Linked DNA regions of Homo sapiens: region 2 is linked to region 1. Evidence: chromatin loops called from intact Hi-C (ENCODE). Cell type or tissue: IMR-90. All regions are shown on one strand. Each heading gives the region's core, and the rest is flanking DNA. Links, peaks and the distances in the headings are about the cores only. Region 1 overlaps GABPB1 (GA binding protein transcription factor subunit beta 1). Region 2 overlaps GALK2 (galactokinase 2).

The links. A loop is a pair of places that touch in the nucleus more often than their neighbours do. Peaks named below come from ENCODE experiments on the same cell type or tissue, not always from the same donor. Only the 100,000 strongest peaks of a DNase experiment are listed, where the experiment ranks them.
Region 2: a loop joins it to region 1, with 5 times the contacts of the local background. A loop is called at or near these places in 11 of 110 quality-filtered maps.

The regions. Positions count from the first base shown.
Region 1 is chr15:50,312,486-50,320,832 of GRCh38, reverse strand. All of the region lies in intron 1 of GABPB1 (GA binding protein transcription factor subunit beta 1), which reads left to right. Among named protein-coding and RNA genes, the nearest start is that of GABPB1-AS1, 38 kb to the left of the region's middle. In IMR-90, for the core only: CTCF peaks have their summits at 4,578 (motif pointing right) and 6,278 (motif pointing right); a DNase peak (open chromatin) is centred at 4,582.
Region 2 is chr15:49,239,166-49,247,512 of GRCh38, reverse strand. GALK2 (galactokinase 2) reads right to left here. Exons shown (of 10, transcript NM_002044.4): 5 at 8,146-8,292. Among named protein-coding and RNA genes, the nearest start is that of GALK2, 73 kb to the right of the region's middle. RefSeq lists an enhancer at 4,327-4,621 and a silencer at 4,327-4,621. In IMR-90, for the core only: no CTCF peak of the experiment used is centred there; a DNase peak (open chromatin) is centred at 4,462; H3K27ac peaks cover 1,404 bases.

The DNA of each region.
Region 1 (8,347 bases), core at 208-8,207:
ATAGTATCTTCAAATCTCTCTCATTCTCTCTCTGATCTCTGCTTCCTTCTCCCTGACTGTGACCTTCTGCTCCCAATGTCACATCTCCTATTCTGATCCTCCTGTCTCCCTCTTATAAGAAGTCTTGTGATTACATCATACTTGGATAATCCAGGATAACCACCCTAGTCAGGATCCTTAATTTAATCATTTCTGCAGAGTTCCTTTTGCCATGTAAGGTAGCATATTCACAGGATCTGAGAATTAGTATCTAGACATCTTTGGGGGAGCATTATTCAGCCTGTCACACTCCATAGTACTGTGCAGCCACTAAAAAGACTGTGTGTACAGAGACAGGAAGATTTCACTGAAAAAACAAGAGGATTGCCTTTGAGTGGTGGCTCACGCCTGTAATCCCAGCACTTTGGGAGGCCAAGGCAGGTGGATCACCTGAGGTCAGGAGTTTGAGACCAGCCTGACCAAAATGCCGAAACCCCATCTCTACTAAAAATGCAAAAATTAGCCGGGCCTGGTGGTGCATGCCTGTAATCCCAGCTACTTGGGAGGCTGAGGCAGAAGAATTGCTTGAACCAGGGAGGCGGAGGTTGCAGTGAGCCAAGATTGTGCTATTGCACTCTAGCCTGGGCAACAAGAGCGAAACTCCATCTCAAAAAAGTAAAATGAAAAAAAGAGGATTGCTTGTGAATGGGGAAAAAGGCAAGTTGCCAAACAATTTAGTATGATCCCCTTTTTGTGTGTTTTTTAATTTTAATTTTTTATTTTTGCCCACCCGCCTGACCCCTTTGTGTGTTTTTGTTTAAAAAGAAGTAAGCATTGTGTGTATGTGTTTCTAATATGCATAGAAAAGATCTGGAAGGATGCACACTAAACATTTAGATAGTGGTTACTTCTGAGAACACAAGGATGTGTTGAGATGACTTTAAACTGTATAATTCTTATGTACAGTAAACATGTGTTTGTTTATTGTGATTTTATTTATTTATTTATTTATTTTTGAGACGGAGTCTCACTCTGTCGCCTGGGCTGGAGTGCAGTGGTGTGATCTCGGCTCACTGCAACCTCTGCCTCCTGGGTTCAAAACGATTCTCCTGCCTCAGCTTCCCGAGTAGCTGGGATTACAGGCGCCTGCCACTATGCCTAGATAATTTTTTGTATTTTTAGTAGAGACGGGGTTTCATCATGTTGGCCAGGCTGGTCTCGAACTCCTGACCTCGTGATTTGCCCGCCTCAGCCTCCCAAAGTGCTGGGATTATAGGCATGAGCCACTGTGCCCAGCCCTGTAATTTTTATGAAAGTATACATGCACAGTTCTGACTTATACGTGGGAGCTAAACAGTGGTTATACATGGACATACGGAGGGGGATAATAGACACTAGGGAGTCCAAAAGCGGGGAGGGTGGCAGAGGGGCAAGGGTTGAAAAATTCCCTGTTGGGTACAGTGTTCACTATTCAGGTGATGGACACATTGAAAGCCCAGACTTCACCACGATGCAATATATACGTGTAACAAACTGCACCTGTACCTGCTGAATCTATAAAAATAAAAACTTTTTTTAAGGAAGAAAAAATTATATGTGCACATAGTTGAAAAAGTAAAAAAATAAGCCTTCTTATGAAAATCCTACACTCAGTTGTGTTATTTCTTCCCACCCCAGAACCCTCTTTCCCAGAGGTCTCCATTTTATGATTAGCTCTTCATATTTCTAAATAACAAATGTGTGCTATTTCTTGATTTTTTTCCACATTAGATACCTTTTGACTTTCTACTTAGGAAGATGAGGCTTCAGCTGTTTTAAGCTATTCCTATGCATATTTTCCCTCACCATTTATCTTTTCAATAGGATTACACTGAAAATTTTGCTTTACATTACACCCCAGGAACTATTATTCTTAGCTAATCCACGCCTATACCACAAAGGAAATGCGTGTGCATATCTCTGTGTGTGTGTGTGTAAAGGAAAAACTGTACAAGAGACATGTATACCTTTATGGTATAGTTTTTTTCTCCCTTCTGAAAAATAGTCTAGTTTTTTCTTTTCTTAGTTTTCTTGTATCCGTCATTAACGCATCCCAAACTCTCCACTGACATTCATTCTCTTCTTAGGAGACTTACCAGCCTGTCTTTTCCTTGGAGACCTCCTTCCTGGAACTCTGTTCTCTGGCTCCCATCTGGGTTTGCCTTCTAGGTCTGTGTCACAGCTGTTGTCTTGGGGTCTCCCTTCACCATCATTTTGGGTACTCTCTCCTATTCTATGTTGGATCTTTATTTCCTGAAGCCCTTGATTATTCTTTCTAGTTTACTTTTGGTTTTGGTGGAACACGTCATCTAGTGGTTTTCTGAAAAAGGGGTATATGGGAGATACATATATGGATATAATATTTGAAAATATCATTTATTTTAAAAATAAAGGGGAAAAAAACTCCATTAGGTAAAATGGGCATGGAGGAAAAAATCCAAATATACCAGAGTTCATGTGATGATTTTTCGTTTCAAAGGAATTACACTGGGAGACACTAAACTTAAATCCTTGGAGGACATGCCCTTTATATCCCAGCAGATTCCTAGTGTTCTTCAACTTAGAACACAGGAAGAATTGAGAATAAGGGTCTGATTTTAAGATCAAAACTAGTGTTCTTTGGTAAATCTTTTTACTTTTTACTTGCTTCCTCTGCAAAGTGGAGACAATAATGATCTTGTTAAGGCCCTTTAGATAAAATGAGACAATGTAGATAAAGAGCAAGATGCTAGGGACTGTTTTTATTATTATTGAAATTGTTTTCTTATGAGACTGTAGGCAACTAAATTTGGAATATTTTCATACACGTACACATGATTATAGTATGCTAAATTTTACTTGGAGTCATATTTTACATACTTTTACTATGAAAAATGCTTTCAATAACTAATTTTTTTTTTTTTTTTGATACGGAGTCTTGCTCTGTCGCCCAGGCTGGAGTGCGGTGGCGCGATCTCGGCTCACTGCAAGCTCCGCCTCCCGGGTTCGCGCCATTCTCCTGCCTCAGCCTCCCGAGTAGCTGGGACTGCAGGCACCCATCACCACGCTCAGCTAATTTTTTGTATTTTCAGTAGAGACGGGGTTTCACCATGTTAGCCAGGATGGTGTCAATCTCCTGACCTCGTGATCCACCCGCCTCGGCCTCCCAAAGTGCTGGGATTACAGGCGTGAGCCACCGCGCCCAGCCTCAATATCTAATGTGGTGCATTAAAGGCTTTATTAAGCTTATCTGTAACCTAATTTTGAAAAAAAGCTTTTAAATAAAAGTTTTAATATTATATTAGTAATATATGCTTGCTATAAAAAAATTAAAACTTAGAAAAAAGTAGAAAAAAGGGAAAATTCATAGTTTTCATTACAATGGTGTATTGTTTCCAAGTGGTTTTTTTTTTTCTTTCTTTTTTTTTTTTGAGACGGAGTTTTGCTCTTGTTGCCCAGGCTGGAGTGCAATGGCAGAATCTCGGCTCACTGCAACCTCTGCCTCCCGGGTTCAAGCGATTCTCTGCCTCAGCCTCCGGAGTAGCTGGGATTACAGGCGTCAGCCACCACACCCAGCTAATTCTTTTAATTTTTTTATTTTTAGTAAAGGTGGGATTTCACTGTGTTGGCGAGGCTGGTCTTGAACTCCTGACCTCAGGTGATCCACCTGCCTCGGCCTCCCAAAGTGCTGGGATTACAGGCATGAGCCACTACACTCGGCTCCAAGTGTTTTTCTATTAAGATCATGGTATATATACAACTTAGAGTCCTGATTCTTAAACTGTTACATACTGTTTGTAAATATTTTCAAATGAATATATATAGTATTATTTTAAAAATATTTTTATCTTTTAGAGATCTGTACTGAAATATTAGAGATAATATTATATAATGTCTAACACTTGATTGAAAACAATGGGTGGAGTTGGGAAATGAGTCAGCCATTAATTGATAATATTAAACTAAATGGCTATGTGGGAGTTTATTATATGACTGTCTAGTTTATATATACTACAAATTGTTCATAATGTAAAAGAAATAAATCACTACAGTATTCCATTATGACATATCTTAATTTCTTTAATCATTGTTTGTGGTTGTTTTTTTCCTTATTTTAAATAACATTAGTATTGATATATTTAGATTTTTGAATAGTTTCCTTATGATGGGTTTATTTGAGTAGAATTACTAGGTCAAAGAGTATGAACATTTTAAAGACTGGGTGTGTGTAGGGATGTGTGTGTAATACAAAATTGGAGTGGAGAAAATCTTTAGGAGATTTATATTGGATTTATAATTGTACTCATTGAGCATAAGAATTATATAGCAAGTTTATTTTAAATTTTTAATGTGAGTAAAGGCTTATTAAATATAATAGGTGTAAACATTTTAAAAATTCATATTCTTATTTAAGAGTGCTAGTAACCATTCACGTGGAACTAGTACTTTATGCTTTTATAGAGTTTTCCTGTCTAGTACATGCCATAATCCTCACAACAACTCTATAAGCTGTAAATTACGGAAATTCAAAACAAAATAGACTAAGCTTTAACATGTAATTATTGGTAGTAATTCCTGTTACCACTAGATGGCCATCTTGGCATGTACTTTGAGCAAAAGTAGCTAGTTTGTATAATAGATTTATTATTAACATACATTTTAATTGGAGTAAAGAACTTATTTGCCACAGCAGAAAAGCAATATATTTTTGTTGTTAAACTAAATGATTTTTTAAAAATCTAGCACTTTATGTCTGAGGATTTTTGTTTGTTTTTGAGACAGTCTTGCTCTGTTGCCCAGGCTGGAGTGCAGTGGAGCAATCTTGGCTCACTACAGCCTCTGCCTCCTGGGTTCAGGGATTCTCCTGCTTCAGCCACCTGAGTAGCTGGGACCACACCCAGCTAATTTTTGTATTTTTTAGCAGAGATGGGCGGGGTTTCACCATGTTGGCTAGGCTGGTCTCAAACTCCTGGCCTCAAGTGATCTTCCCTTCTCGGCCTCCCAAAGTGCTAGGATTACAGGCTTGAGTCACTGCACCCGTCCAGAATTTTAATATATAGATATTGAACTGAGTAAATTAGTGACTTGACCTGGAGCTATGCTCCCCTTGGTCAATGTAGTTGTCTTATTACAACTGAGTTCTTCTAAGGGTCAAAAACTACGATGAGTGTGTGTGGTCCCTGTCAGGTGAGAATCAGAAGTGAAAATGCTACGATTTTGTTTTCATTATTTAAAACTTTACTAATTATCTTGACAAGAAAATCAGAGGACCTTTGATTTTTGTCTTGCTTGATCTCATGTGTATTTTCTTCCATTGATTTCAATCTTATTAGCCCCATTGCCACCTTTTTATGATAAATATTTTGTATTGCCCCTTCCGCTAACTTTAAATGAAAATCATAGTTGCTGGGTGCAGTGGCTCATGCCTATAGTCCCAGCACTTTGGGAGGCTGCAGTAGGCAGATTGCTTGAGCACAGGAGTTCAAGACCAGCCTGGGCAACATGGCAAAAACCCATTTCTACAAAAAATACAAAAATCAGCCGGGTTTAGTGGTGTACTCTTGTAGTTGCAGCTACTCGGGAGACTGAGGCGGGAGGATCGGTTGAGCCTGGGAGGTCGAGGCTGTGGTGAACTATGATCTCACCGCTGTACTCCAGCCTGGGCTACAGAGAGAGACTCTATCTCAAAAGAAAAGAAAGAAAATCATAGTTAATGTTACTGATCTGCATAATTTCAAAAAAATCATGTTTTGATTATAATATAAAGGATAATTTGAAAATAAGCAATTTATAATAAATTGTGTATTAAAATATGTAAATACTTGAGCACACTACATTAGATGTCACAGTGAGGTAGTAAAATACTTATACCAGCACATAAAATCACTGTGAATGTGATAGCTGGACAAGCTGATTGATACGTGATATTGGTGATGCAGATGCCAAAGTGGCATTGACATGATTTCCAAAATGGTAAACAACTCTTAGTAAATTTCTGAACAAAACAAAATAGATTTATAGTATGGCTGCATTCTAGAATATTTGGAATACATTAACACTGTGGAAAAATACGTTTTGTTTACATGTTATATTCCAGCCGTAGATATATTTTCAATGGAATCTTTGAAAATTATCTAGAACATGTGACAATTCTTTGTCCTACAGGATTATTCCCTCCTTTGCTGGACCTCTAGTATCCATGGCACTTGCCCATTAAATGCTAGCAGAGCATCCTCACCTTCAGTCTCCAAAATGCCTCTATAAACATACAAAGGGCCCTGAAGGGGGCAGTGCTGCTACCAATGAGAACCACTGATTTCCAAGAATCCATCTACATTAATCTACCATATGGCGGCCGGGCGCGGTGGCTCACGCCTGTAATCCCAGCACTATGGGAGGCCGAGGCGGGCAGATCACGAGGTGAGGAGATCGAGACCATCCTGGCTAACACGGTGAAACCCTGTCTCTACTAAAAATACAAAAAATTAGCCGGGCGTGGTGGCTGGCGCCTGTACTCCCAGCTACTCGGGAGGCTGAGGCAGGAGAATGGTGTGAACCTGGGAGGTGGAGCTTGCAGTGAGCCGAGATCACGCCACTGCACTCCAGCCTGGGCAACAGAGCGAGACTCCGTCTCAAAAAATAAATAAATAAATAAATAAATAAATCTACCGTATGGCTGTATTGCTCATGGAATTTTAAAACCAGAGTAACTTAAGTATATTAGGTCCTAAACTGTGATATGTTTTGAATAATTAAGACAATTGAATAATTATGGTAAAAGTCGATTTGTTCAAATGCTTCATGATTTTATTATAATTCATGTAAGCAGATCTATGATTGATATTTTAAGTTCCCAACATTATACATTTTCTTTGTTTTTTCCGCTCATCCTCTCTAGTAAGTCAGGAACATAAAACTTTCCTTAATGTTATCATTTGCTTAGTTGACAGTCATACAATGTAATTTGTCCCTTTGAAAAAAAATTTTTTAAATTAGGTAATATAGTAACATTAGAAACTTTGTAAAATGACAAAATTTCCCATAATCATACCATCCTAAACAATTGTTAATATTTTTCAGTATTTTATACTTTATATGCATATTTTGACGTTAAAAAGATTTATATCTTTTCATAATGTGGCATAAATTTTTTGTTGTTTATATAGCTTCAAAACTATTAGGTTAAATTACTGCATTTTTTTCCTTTAGATTCTACAATTCAATCATTTTCTTACCTTTAGATTGGTCACATTAGAAGAGTTATATATAATATATATGTGTATGCATATATAATCTTTACTGATAAATCTGTTTCAATATATTTTTCCTTTAGAATAGATTCTTAGAAGTGGGATCACTTATTGGGTCAATGGACTTGGATATTTTTGTAACTTGTTAAATTTGCCCAGTTGACTAAAAAATAAAGCTGATCCACTTATATTACTATCAGCATATCTGAGTTGTCAATATATCAAAGCATCAGTTTCACTTAATTCTTGGCTGCATCAGGAATTACTTTAAAATTATTTACTTTATGTTAACCTGATTAACAGTGACACTGAGCATTTTTTGCCCTTGTGAATTATTTCTATTTTCTTTTCTGTAAAACATATGGTCCTGTCTTTTAACTATTGATGTGTTGGGTCCTTGCTGTTTACTTTTCCCCCACCTTTTCATTTTGAGTCAGACCTTTTAAATAAGTAAAACATGAATGTTTCTTCTAGTCATTTTTGTGGTAAATATATTTCTTTGCCATTTCTTATTTTGATTATTTTAATATGTAGAAGTTGCACATTTTTATGAGACTCAACAGTTATCTACCCATAGAAAATACTATGTGTTATCAAAGAAAGAACATAAGACAGTCAAAATTCAGGGTTCTGGACAGAGATATTTATAATACTTGTTATATTTGACAAAGGACTCATATCCAGAACATATGTCAGAACGCTTACAAATCAATAAAAAAAAGACAGACAACCCAGTTTCAAAAGGTGGGGAAAAGCCCTAAACTCTCACTTCACAAAAGATACTCAGATATCTAAACCATTTGGCAGTATGTATGCTGAATGAATGCAAACTGATTTTATATTACCTGTGTAAAACCTATTTAAAAATGTAGATTTTTGGAAAGATAAATTTCATCGTAAAGCCAAATTTATATCATTCAGAGTATAAATGCTGTATTTGTTAGTGTGACCAGTTTAGATTTTACCGTACTTCTGTAGGAGAGAGGTCGGTTTCTTTTTGCTTTATCCTGCCTTTAATAGGAAATTATTTTTGCAGGTTTCTTCCCTGTTGAATATGATGTTAATTTTTACTGTCCAGCAGTTACATATTATCTAGGAAA
Region 2 (8,347 bases), core at 221-8,220, 1.1 Mb after region 1:
CTATATGCATTTAAGTTCCATAAGGGCATTGACCATTTGTCTTCCTTCCTTCTTTTCTTTTTTCTCTTCTCTTTTCTTTCTTATTGTTTCCTCTCTTGCCACTGTCAGGGGTATGGTATAATACTCCCAGGTAAAAGAACTTAATCCATGTAAATCACATCTTGCCATCCCCAGCTCACAGCCCTCCAAAGGTTTTCCATTACGCTTAGAATGAAAGCCAAAGAAGATGCTACACACCATGGCCCTTGACCAACTCTCTCAACTCACCTCCCACCTCTCCCCGCTTCTGTCTCACCACACCCCAACCACAGGGACCTCTTATTCCTGAGACATGACAAACTCTCTTTCACCTTAGGGCTTTTGCACTTGCTGTTCCCTCTGACACTCTTTCTCAGCTGCTCACTCCCTAAGGTCTCTGTTCAAATGTCCTCTTCTCGGAGAGAACTTCTCCTAACTCCCTAGATAAAATATACAATTTCCCTTAACTACGGCCTAGCTGATATTATATATTTATTTGTATAGCTCTTCATTATCTTTCTCATACCATCACTTCTGCCAATATGGAAACTCCATAAAAGCAGGGGCACTTCACTGGTTTTATTCACAGTTGTATTTCCAGTGCCTAGAACAACGCATGGCATATAGTAGGTATTCAACAAATGCCACTGAATCACTGCTTTCAAGTGGTAGGTTAGGAAGTTTATCTGTCTTCTTCTCTTGAAAGCACTCCTCACAAATCCAGTATTATACATGTTATTCTGGGCTTCCCAATACAGGATTCTTGATGCCATCTAAGAGATTCCCCAGGTTCCCCAGTGAACTATAACTCTCAAAGGAAGGTTTTATGTCCAATTCATATTCTGGGTAACTCAGAATCATGTAAATTGTGTTTTTGACAAAATGCCAGAGATATCCACATACAAGAATTCTCCCCTACCCCACTATTCCCAGCTGGCTCTTTCAGTCTTCATCAACCAAGATAATATGGGTTTTCTCTTCCTTAGACTTCAGTATGGGGGATGCAGCTCAACCCTATACTTCTCTACTGTACCTCCCAGATCCTCCAAAGTGGGTTTTCTGAATATCACCTGCTCAGTCTACAACCTCATGAATTCAAAATCTACTCCCAACCCCACACCAGCAGAGGGAGGAATTTGTGGATAGATGCTAGTCTAACACACCTTACTACCCAAGACTAGCTTTTAGAGTTGCAACCTGTTTCCCAAGTAGGCCAGCTATTTCTATTCTAAGATTCCTAAGAGGCACTTGGTCCTTTCTTCTTGGCCTCCAAGGACAACTCCAAGAACAGACAGAAACTGGACATCAGAGCAACCCAAATCCCATTCTTACAAAATACAGGCATATCTTGTAGAACACCTCAGCAACTAACATTTTCTTGGCGAAAGATTTTTGATACCCAAACTTCATAGAATGTTCATATCTCTCAAAACAACACTTTCTGAAAGGTGTTTATATAGGAAAACATACATATTTACACCCTAAAACCTAAACACAACATTGTTAACAAAATAGTATGCAGAGTACTGAAATACCAGGTGTCAATACAGAAGACATACCGGTATCACTATATAAAGTAACTGCTTGTTAACAACCATATTAATTGTTTAATGTTCAAGAAAATTGGTTTAAACATTTTTCATGCTACTTCTGTGTGACTTATATAAAGAAAGCTTTACTGTATTTTTGTAACATTGTAGGAAATTAGTTAGAGGTTTTGAGTTGAGGAATAATGCATTATACTTTTTCCTATTTTAAAAAAATAGGCCCTCGCTGAATAATTTTGTGCAGAACATCTGATTTGTTGGAATGGACTACTGCCACTAAATGGAAGATGCCTGTATTTTCTTGGATTCTTCCACCCAAAACCCATCAACAGACCTCACCCTAGGCCATTGATTTGGTCACATTCCAACAGCTCATCTGTTCTCAATCTCTAGCCTTGACTCATTGAATCCCTTCTCATCTCTTCATCTTTCAGGTTCCCCCAGGTGTGGTCATACAGGTCATCTTACTTTTCATTCTATTTCCATTCTTATTTTTCATTCTATTCAGTTCTTCTATCTTTTATTTTACTTTCGCCAAAGTGATATTTGCATATAATCTAAAAGATTAAATAGAGGTAAAAGGCTTATAACAACAACAAAGGCAGCCCCTAGCTCACTCTGTCATCCCTATCCCCAATGCAATGTGTACAACGGCAAATACTTTTGGCTCTTTGCTTTTGCTTCCAATTCCAAATAACATTGGTAAATGTTATTGCCTGTTGTTTCATTTTAAACATTATTTATTGCTTTCCTATTATGATAAGTGAGGATTTTAGCTCTCTTACATCCACCTTTCCTTTACCCTCCTCCACCTTTCTCAATAAAGTTATGCCCAAAATTTTGCTTAAATTCATATTTGTTGTGTTAATTACTGAGATTATTGTTCACTTATGAGCAAAAAAAAATGGTTGATTTCATTTCTGTTACAAACTTTTTTGTTTTTCCTATATTTAATAATTGCCCCATTTCTTCATTTGCTTAGATTTGTATATCTAGCTGAGCTTTGTCATATCCTACAACAGCTCTGTGAAATTACTCTGAATCCATTTTCCACATGGTTGAACATATCAGATTAACCAGTTTTTTTGGCTTTTTTTTTGTTTTACTGATAAGATTATAAGTTCCATCTTTCCCTCTCCTCATTTTAATCTGCACTGCTTTCTAAGCTGCTGGATATTATGGGTGTTATGTTGGAATTCCCCTTATGTTCTACAAATACCAATGTTCTATAAATACCCAACTCCTCTCTCATATATTGGATTTCTCATTTCCTAGTTCCCATGCGATCTTCTTTCTTGGTTTACTCCCTAGTTTTGGTGGATTACATCCTCTAGACTTTTACACTTTACATGTTGAAAATGTTTTACTATACCCTCACATTTGATTAATTCATTTAAACAGATAGCCTAAACTAAAATTTATTAATATTTTAGAGACATTTATCAACTGCCTTTATCTTCCAATACTGTTTTTGAGAAATTAATTTACATTTCTGATCCTTTGATTATGATTTCTTTCCGTTCTTTTCTCTTGCTCTGTCAACTAGCTTTTAGTGTCTTTTCTATAACACTCAAGTTTCAAAATTTCCAGATGATATTCTTTGGTTTGGCCTTTTACATTTATTATACCAAACACCCAGTGAGCCCTTCCAATCCAAATTCACATTTTCACTTTGGAGAAATATTATTTTAAAAAAAAAATCTTCTGGACAGACACAGTGGCTCACACCTATAATCCCAGAGCTTTGAGAGGCTGATGAGGGAGGATCACTTGAGGTCAGGAGTTTGAGACCAGCCTGGGCAACATAGAGAGGCCCCAACTCTATTTTTAATAATAATAATAATTTCTAATAACTGTTTTTTCTGTTTTTCCTTACTAGTTGGATGGATTTCTGGAATTGATCCATAAATTTTCCTGTTTTTCTCTCTTATTGTCCAGCTCTTTTATTCCCTACTATATCAGAGAGTTCTTCCAGTCTGTTCTCTTTTTTTGAGACAAGGTCTCACTGTGTTGCCCAGGCTGGTCTTGAACTCCTGGCCTCAAGCGATCCTCCTGCCTTAGCCTCCCAAACTGCTGAGATTGCAGGCATGAGCCACCATGCCCAGCTGTTTCCAATCTTTTTGCTAAATTTTGTCTTGTCATATTTTTAATATGCAAAAGCTCTATCTTACCGTTGGTTCCTTTTTTAAAAAAGTAACACTATTATTTTTCAAGGACTTAACATTTTCTTTTATCTCTCTGAGGACATCATGTCTTTGATTCTTCTGCTCTCAGCATTGTCTCTGTTTCCTCTAGTTTCCTGTTTTCTCTGTTTTTTTTGTTTGTTTGGTTCATTTTGTAGGTTTTCTTCCAAAATCTTACTATACTTTGATGCCCTATCATATTTAAGAGTGAGTCACTAAAAAGCTTATTAGAAGCTTTGTAAATGGGCTTCTAACAAGGTCATAGAGGAGCTGGAGAAGGGGGTCACCAAATGTCAGTATCTGTATGAACCATCTCTGGGATGGTTAAGTTTCCTTTGAGAAGGATCCTCCAACATTCCTGCTGGAGTGTAGGGTGGTGAGGTTGCCAGTGTGCCAGTAATGACCAGAAGAATGGAGCTAAGAATTTCATTTTTCAGATGCAGAATGTCCTCTAATCTCCCAGTTTTCAAGTCTTTCTCGTCCTGCCTTTCTCAGTGCTCAGTGTCCCCAAGTACAAATGATCTCTGGTTGTTTCTCCAGAGACTCCTGCAAAGATAGGGGGAAATGGTCCAGGTGAAGAGAGGCCTTTTAGGGTCTAAATAGTCCTCACAAAGGCTTTCAGATAAATCCCCACCCACCATATTACCCTGCTTTCTTCCTAAGCCTTGCCAGAGAGCTGTGGGATGAGTCAGCTGCCTTTCCATCTGCAACTCCCTCCGCAGGCACTTGGCTCTGACCTTTCTCCATTCGCCTAAGTCATGTAACATTCCTCTATCCACTTTCCATCTTTGTATTTTGTGGTTTATGGTTATTTATGTCTCCTTGGCTTACCAAAGATAAAGCTTGTGCTTCCTTTTCTTATTTTCCCTGTTGTTTGGAAATGATTTTTGAGAAAAGAAGATTAATTTAGGGACACAGAAAAAGAGTAGGTAAGTCTTATTCTGACATGCTGAAATCAGAAGTCTCTAGATTTTCCTTTTTCATAGATCTTTTGCCACATCATACTCTCTTGTACCAGTAACATTCTGATTCATAATTTCTGGCTTCCAGATTCTCTGGGTGATTAGCCATATTGTTTTCTGGTTTCAGATATGCAACATTTAGTATATTAATGAATTAACAAGTTCCACATCTACTTATTATATCCCATCTGCAGTAATTGTTGTCTGCAACTGAATGGGGTTTACTGGATATGAAATAATAGGAAAGGCTTTAGTCACCAATCTGTTGTGGGACTTAGTGTCCTTATCAAACAGGCTAGTTATTTTCGGTTGTCCCTCTGTTCCTCTATTCTCACACTTCCCCTACCCCAAAAGGCTGACCTCTATGGTAAATTCCCCTCAACTATTCCCACTCATTGCCATTTTCACCTGTGTCATTCTTTCTCTGCCTTGCTGCATTTCTGGCAACATTACTCTATATCCACAGCTCCTAAAGTACAATGGCTTCCAGCTTCACAAGAGAACCCTTCCTAGTTAGTTCCCTTGACCTTACCCACATCTCTGTAAAAGTCTCTTTATTAAACTCTCTTCAGTTATACCTAACATGTCATTTGTTTCCTATGGTAACACTAATACATCAGTAAAAGGAGCATTTTGAACTAGCTCATCTCTAAAGTCCCTTGAATTCTTATATTCTGTGATTTTTACAAGAGTAAAATCACATGGCATTTAAATTAAAGACTGAACAAATTACAGACTTCCTTTCATTCAAGATTCTGTCTCACTCCAGAAAAAAAAAAACTCTCCAAATAATTATGCTCAGTCCTTAGAAAATGTAAATATTGTTAGTACAACTTAGACTAGCTGAGAAAGCCAGGATATACATATTGTTCCCTTTTTGCTTAGGCACTGCAGTAAGATAGTTCCGATAAAAAAATGTATTTGCTATTTCCGACTTTGAAAACAGACAATCAGAATTAATTCTAAGGGTTCAAGTGTTTCTCTTTATCTTCTTTCCTTCCTATTTCTTAGATAGGTATATTATCAAAACACCAGAAAAATAGAAAAACTAAGTTTCACCAATCCTCCCATTAAAAGTGAAATGAATTCCTTGACTTCACACCCTCCTCCAAATACCAAATTATCTTTTTCTATGCATCACCAGACTTTTTGTATCCACTGAACTTTACCACTTTCTTACCCCTTATAGACCCTTCAACCCATTTCCATCTAAAACTGCTCTTGTCAAAGTTTTGTACAACTTCTTTGTTGTGATATTCAATGGATACTTCTCAGAACTTGTGGTAACCTCTCAGAAGCATATGACAACACTACCACTCCTTTCATGAAACATTATCTTCCTTGTCTTTGCTGTTGCCTCACCTTTCTGGTTTTTCTCATACTTACTGGACTACTCCTCAATCCCTTCAGTGGACATCCCTTCCTATGCCCATTCCTCAAATGTTCATGTTTCTTGGGGCTCTGTCCTAGTTTTCCTTATCTTTCCACCTATATTCCAACACCAGGTATCTTGATCCACTCCTATGGCTTCAAAAACAATGATAAACTAATGATTCTCAAATGTACCATCTCAAGTCCAGATCTCCTCCTGACCTTCATATTTTTTTCATAACTAAATACTAAATAACTCCATCAGTATGCCCACAGATTCCTCACACTCAACATTTCAGCTTCCACTCAAACCTATTTTTCCCCCATATCTCTTATTCCAATGAATCATACCAGCCAGACACCGATATAATCTTTGAGTCTTTGCTGTTCCCCATTCCCATGCCCAATCAATGACCAAGTCCTACTGATTCTGAGATCTTGAATCTATCTAATTCTAACCATTCTCATTGCCACTACTCTAAACCAAATCACCTCCCTACTGCTAAAACCCTGAAATGCAGACTTTGTAATATAGCCAGGGAGATCTTTCTAAAATACAGATATGATCACCTTACCTCTTCCTAAAACCCTGCAATGGTTTCCCACTGCTATGAAGATGATACCTAAATTCCTTAACAAAGTTTACAAGGCCCAGCAACTGATCTCCTGCTCTGTTATCCAAATTGCTGTATGCTTCAACCATATTGAGACATTTTTTTTGTTACTCCAACAAGCCATGATTGCTTTTACTCTGGACATTTCCACATGATGTTCTCTCCACCCAATACATGCTTATCTGATGTCATCAGTGTTATCATGCCATCAATATCTACAACTCCTTTAATCTTTGTTGTCTCCATTTAGATGTCCTATGCTCTCTAAATCTGGGTTATATCTGCTCCCATAGAAAACTACTTATCCACTTACTATATTCTATTGCAGTTGCCTATTTACTTGTCTCTTTTCCCTTTTAGACTATAAGCATAGTGAAAGTTGAGACTATACTTATTATATCTCCAATGCCTTGAACATTATCTGGCACAAAATAGCCATTAAATAAATAATGGTTGAATGATGAACAAACAAATGAATAAATAAACAAATCAGATTGAAAATTGTACCAGGGGAAACACATTTTACACATGGACTTCCTGTCCCTTGCTTCTTCTCTTCTCAAAAAATAATAATAATATGTAAGCCCCCTTTCCCTCCCAACCAGTCATTGCTCACTAAGGGCTAATTAATGTACACTTACACAGGACAGCTAAAAAGAAGGATTCTGTCTGAACCTTTGCTTTCTCCTTCATTTCTGCCTTCCTCCTATACATAAAATTTTCAAACTGAAAGTTTAAACATGCTTAAAAGAGACTAAGCATGTGGCTGCCTTTCTCTTGATCTGTCCAAACCATCCGTAAACCTGGTAGTATATGTACATGGGGTAAAAAGAACCTATGATAACATTTTATTTGAACCAGAATGCTAAAGCATTAATTAAAGCTGAGCACACCTGCTCTAAACTGCAGAGTCAGAGATTTATGTGAACTTATAAACTTGAGGCTTTCTGACCTCTTGTACAATTTATATTTCCTTTAAATAAGCATTTCGTCTTGTAATGCAATATTTTAAAGTTTATTTCTGTGACTAATCTGCTGGCATATTCAGTTCCTTTATTACCTAGTCTTTACCCTTGTAACCCACTACTTGTCAAATTTTTAATTTAAGGTTTTGGGTGAAAATAAGCAGGCTCAACCATGAGAGGAAGAATTTCTTGCCCTAAATTTAACTTGTGAATGAGGTGATCTAAAATGATATCCATACATTCAAATCCCATATTTAATACAATGTATTTTTATACAGTTATTCACAGATCTATTCACTCACTGTTTGGAGGGTATAAGCTACTTTATAGTGATTTATCACTTGTTAAGTTACAATGCTTGCCCACATGTGCAGTCCTTTTAGAGAAGACAGTTTTTCAATCAAGGAAGGCATTCTGATTTGAGATTTGGATGCTAATGATTATTAGGAGAGGGTTCTATGAGGTTTCCTATCAAAGGTAGTTACCTTGGATAGATTCCTTCCCAGCACTGTGAGCGTCACCAAGCCAGCACAACAGACCAAAGCACTGGAGCTGGAGAGGCCAGAACTTGGTGGGATATTTCCATCTACCAGGCAGTTCATTCCAGTCAGGTTACTAAGACCAAAGTGTTCCTAAGAATATAAGGAAAAACAGCAACAGTAATTCAGTATTGAATTCAAGGAGTAG